2 separate regions of the Homo sapiens genome follow, and region 1 is linked to region 2. Evidence: read pairs that join two places in POLR2A ChIA-PET (ENCODE). Cell type or tissue: CD4-positive, alpha-beta T cell. All regions are shown on one strand. Region 1 overlaps CSMD2 (CUB and Sushi multiple domains 2). Region 2 overlaps LOC124903949 (a long non-coding RNA gene).

Region 1 (2,500 bases), 1.3 Mb after region 2:
TTGATAGCATGGGAAATTTACATATTCTGACATTAAAGCACCCTGAAGAAAATTATATAGCAAAAGACAAGCTGGAGAGGAGGGCTTTTTATAGCATATTATATATATTTATGTAGCTTATAAAATATGGAGCTCTACTCAATAAATAAGAAAATAAGTGCTTGTAGAAAAATCGACACAAATTCACAATAAATTCACAAATAAAAAATGCACAGGCCAATAAACACATTATAAAAATTTAACCTAACTAGTAATAAAACAAGGCAAATTAGAAAATGAGATACCATTTTCACTTTTCAAACTGATGACGCTTTTGTTTTTTTAATTACCTGGTTTTTGTGAGAATAAAACATGCCCTCTTTCTTGTTGGTGATCAAACTGACAAGATCTTTCTAGAGGGATATTTGATAATCTGCATAAAAAGCCTTAAAGATCTCACATATCCTTTAACTTGACAATTCCACTTCTAGATATTCTAAAGTAACAGAAATGTATATAAAGATGTATGTACAATACATTGCATTACTATTCATAAGCACAAAACATTACAATCTAAATGTTCAATAATAGGGAATTCGTTACATAAATTTTAACTAACTGTATGAGAGACTACTATGTAGCACTTAAAAATCCTAGCCTAGAAGAAAAAAAATGACAGAGAAAAGCTCGTAGCGAATATTTCAATAAAATATGTATATTGGTTTGTTGAATAAAATATGTAAACGTCGAAGTAGATACAAAGACTGGAAGGAAATCCACTACATCTTGTCAGTGGCTCTTTCGGGGTAGTCTTTATTTTGATTCTGTATGCAATTATTTTGTTTTGTCACTAAGTTTTCTATAATGAAAATGCAATACATTTATAGTAAGAAAAAAAGTTGCATCTGAATACGAACCAACAGGAGAAGGCTACACCACAAGGGGGCGGTGTAGACACAGTCTGGGTGAGGGCAGCTGCTGAAGGCCCCGCTAGTTGGAGCTCTCACGAGCTGGCTGCTGCGTTGTAGACAAGCACCAGAACACGACAGGCACGCAGAGCCGTAGGGTTCCACCTGCGGCCATGGGGTGCTTCTAGAGCCTCCTTCCTTTAGCCGGACGTGATGCCCCCGGCCCACAACCATCCCCACACTGGCCGAGCCCCGGATACCTGTATGGGAGCCCGAGAGGGAGCTGAGGAGCCGCGAGTGCTGGCTGTGGCCGTCGTGAACCTCCACCACGTCGTTGAGGGCCGTGTGAAAGAAGGCGAACTGGCCAAACACCACTGTGGAGGAGACACAGTGTGGGGACTGGGCAGGCACGCTGGGGGCAGGAGAGGGGATCTAGGGGTCTAGGGGCCCAAGCCAGGAGGAGGGCAGCCCTGGGGAAGTTGTTGGTTCCTGGGCTGTGGCTTGCTGCACTGGTTAGTGCAGTGGCACAGTCTGGCAGTGGCCAGACACCCGGCACAGGGAGGCGGGGAGCTGGGAAGGCCGGGCTGGCCTTCACAAGGGTCAAGACAACATGGAGGGCTGCACCCAAAGGTCAGGCGGGTAGAGGCGAAATGGAGCCAACTTTGTTCCTTTCCCAGATAGCAGCTGCAGCAGCTATCTGGAGGCCATCAGAGGGCTTTGGGTACCATCCCTCATTCTCCATGCGATGTCAGGACCCCACATTCATGCGTCCCAACGTCAGTTAGTCAGTGTCATTGAGTTGAAAACTGTATACAGAGATCTGTAGTCAGTGCTGTGAGCTCCTTATCACTGGAGGGATCCAGGCACAAACTGCATGCCCACCTACCAAGGATTCTGCTCTGGGTAGCAGATCAGATTGGACAGCCTTTCAGGACTTTTCTAACTGCGATCCTGCAGGTCTGAGGCCCCTGCCACCTCAGTATATTGGGGAGTGTGTGTACATGTACATAGGTGTCCTGGTTCTGGGGCAGGAGTGGGTGTACTGATGGCTGGAGCTATGGGTAGAGATGAGACTGGGAATTTATAGAGGACAGAGAACATGTCTCTCTCATCTCTGCAACTCCAGGACCCAGTAAAGTGCGTGGCCCCCAATGGGTGCTTACTAAATGTTTGGCGAACGCCTCAAGCATCAGGCCTTGCTCTGTGCTTGCCCATCCTGTCTTGGGGAATAAGGAGCTGGCTCTCTGCAGGCTGCTCCCTCCGTCCTGCTCCTCCCCTGGGTGGTCGGGACATGTTGATGTCCTTTGCCACATCCAACATCAATTGTGTTTAGATATGGTTGTTAGTCCTCCTACAAAGAGGAGATCCAGGAAGAAAGAAGCCAGCCTGGTCACCTGGTTGCCCTTCATCTTCCTGAATGCCTCCAAGGCTGGCAGGACTCTTGAATGTCCCCACTGCCAACCAGGTAATGAGCCTGGGTTGGTTTTTCTGCCCACATCTCTTGGAATCTGGAAGTTTCTCTGTCTTCCCAGGGCACTGGTCTGCTTTTCACTTTTTTCTTGCTTGTCCTACCTATAGCTTCTGGACCAGGCTTTGGTTCTCAGATGGGACAC
Region 2 (2,500 bases):
TAGCTGGGATTACAGGTGCCTGCCACCACGCTCAGCTAATTTTTGTATTTTTAGTAGAGACAGGGTTTCACCATGCTGGCCTGGCTGGTCTCGAACTCCTGACCTCAGGCTATCTGCCTGCTTCAGCCTCCCAAAGTGCTGGGATTACAGGCATGAGCCACTGCACCAGGCCTAAATTCCCCTTCTCTTCTGCTTGTTCAGAGAGGTCTCATATCCCTAGCGACCCTTCCCTAGTGCCTCACCTCTCACCACTGTTGCATTGGGGAATACACATACTTTTGGGGGGACACATTCAAGCCATAGCACTCCAGTTGGCCTGCTGAGCTTCAACTCGACTGGCTTCTCAGTTCCTCTGAGTGCTGAGCTCCGTCCTGCCTCAGGGCCTTTGAACATGCTGTTTCCTCTGCCCAGCATTCCTCTCTACTTGCTAAATTTCTACTCTTCTCTTTTTTTTTTTTTTTTTTTTGAGACGGAGTCTCACTCTGTCGCCCAGGCTAGAGTGCAGTGGCACAATCTCGGCTCACTGCAACCTCCACCTCCCGAGTTCAAGCAATTCTCCTGCCTCAACCTCCCGAGTAGCTGGGATTACAGGTGCCCACCACTATGCCCAGCTAATTTTTGTATTTTTAGTAGAGATGGGGTTTCACCATGTTGGCCAGGCTGGTCTCAAACTGCTGACCTCAAATGATCTGCCCGCCTCGGCCTCCCAAAGTGCTGGGATTACAGGGGTGAACCACTGCGCCCGGCCTACTCTTCTTTTAAAACCCAGATCAAGCCACTCCCGAGGAGCTTTCCAGAGTCCCCAGGAGGAAGGACTGGCTCTTCCCACCATAGACTCCATCGCTCTGAGCTTTGGGCTCGGCACCTCTCACACCTTACTTACCTCCTCCACTGCCCAAGCCAGGAACCTGGACTGATCTCAGCTCATTGCTCCTCTCCATGCCTCGCCCTGTGGAAGACCCTTCATTCACCTGGGCTGGGTTACGTCATCAGCTTCTCACTGACCTCTCTGCCAACCAGTTCTGCCCCTCCAGACATTCTCCACTGTCTCAGGGTCACTTTCTAATAGAGGGTGCTCAGCAGCTATTTGTTGACAGACAAAGTAAACGAGGGGAGGAATGAACAAAGGCGTGACAGAAGTGTAAAAACAAATGTGCTCCCCTTGGATTTTAACCTTTCAGTGGCTCCCTATTGCTCTCAGGACCAAGCCCGAGCCTTACATTTAAGGTATTTGCTATCGGAGCCCCACAACACACTCTGGGCTTCTGGCCAAGCCATAACCTTGCTCTCCTTCCTGCCTTTGCACAGGCAGTCCCCTCTGCCTGGCTGTCTTTCCCTGCTGTTGCAGTAATCGAGGTCAGAGATGATGGGGCCTGAACTCAAGTGGAAGGGAGAGTTGGCCAGCACCCACGTGTCTTGAGCTCATGGTTCTCCCTGCTCTCAGTGCCGGGGCTTAAGAGGGTAGCCTTGGAGTTGAAGTTCCAGGTGCCTGTTAGAATCCCCATGGAGCCATCAGGCTGGCAGTTAATACCTGAAGCTCCATCTCCAGGTAATAGTTCAGGGGTGATCCCAAATTTGAAGCCAAAGGGCTCAACGGGATCCACTAGAGAGAAAGAGTGGCTCAAGAAGGGAAGGCAGAGCCAGGCTTGGTGCGGTGGCTCATGCCTGTAATCCCAGCACTTTGGGAGGCTGAGGCGGGAGGATTGCTTGAGCCCAGGAGTTCGAGACCAGCCTGGGCAATGTAGTGAGACCCCCCATCTCTAAAAGAAAAAAAAAAAAGAAGGCAGAAGACATTTAGACTCCCATCAGGGGATCAGCTGATGGCCAGTGAGCCAGGAGCAGGGGTGTCCTCAAGGCTGGGGGAAGAAACAGCTTCCGGAAGGAGTGAGTGATCCACCATGTTAAATGCCACTGAAAGGCAGAGGAAAGGAGAGGGAAGGAGCACGGGGGACGTTCAGGAGCAGCAGCCACAGGACTCAGGGAAGGACTCAACGTGGGAGTGGGGAGGTGGGAGGGCTGAGAGGGACCGAAGGTCTGGCTTGGGAAAATGGGCAGAAGGGCGTGTCAAGCACCACGGAGGAAGCTGGGGAAGAGCAGCGGTGTGTGCATAGAAAAAGAGGGGTCGGTTTGGTCCAGGCTAAACCAAGGTGGCTTTGGGATGTCATTAGATCTATGGCCTGGAGAGAAATCTGTGTTGGAGAGAAAAAATGAGACCATCGACCACCCCTCTGTCTGTCTTTTCTCTCTCCTATATCTATGAGCTCAGCTATATGCTACTCTGAAGTCTCTATCTCCAGCCTAGATCTTTGTCCAGAACTCCCGGTGACCTTGGAGGTCACCCTGGATGTCCCATAGGGACCTGTAAAACAGACAAACAGGCCCCAGTGGACACAGATCAGAGAGGACAGAGTTGGAGGCAGGAAACCCAGGGAAAAGTCAATGGACTCGTCCAGACAAAGGCAATGGTGGCCTGAACTAGGCGAGGGAACAGGGTAGAGGA

What was found. Peaks named below come from ENCODE experiments on the same cell type or tissue, not always from the same donor. Only the 100,000 strongest peaks of a DNase experiment are listed, where the experiment ranks them.
Region 1: POLR2A ChIA-PET joins it to region 2 with 5 read pairs; 1 of 35 experiments calls an interaction of 5 or more read pairs at or near these places.

What each region holds. Positions count from the first base shown.
Region 1 is chr1:33,632,275-33,634,774 of GRCh38, forward strand. It overlaps CSMD2 (CUB and Sushi multiple domains 2), which reads right to left. Exons shown (of 71, transcript NM_001281956.2): 32 at 1,148-1,261. Among named protein-coding and RNA genes, the nearest start is that of ZSCAN20, 160 kb to the left of the region's middle. RefSeq lists an enhancer at 1,261-1,767. In CD4-positive, alpha-beta T cell, CTCF peaks have their summits at 906 (motif pointing right) and 1,107; a DNase peak (open chromatin) is centred at 947.
Region 2 is chr1:32,344,343-32,346,842 of GRCh38, forward strand. The region is part of intron 1 of LOC124903949 (a long non-coding RNA gene); the gene reads left to right. All of the region lies in intron 2 of LOC105378629 (a long non-coding RNA gene), which reads right to left. Among named protein-coding and RNA genes, the nearest start is that of MARCKSL1, 9.4 kb to the left of the region's middle. In CD4-positive, alpha-beta T cell, no CTCF peak of the experiment used is centred here; a DNase peak (open chromatin) is centred at 1,299.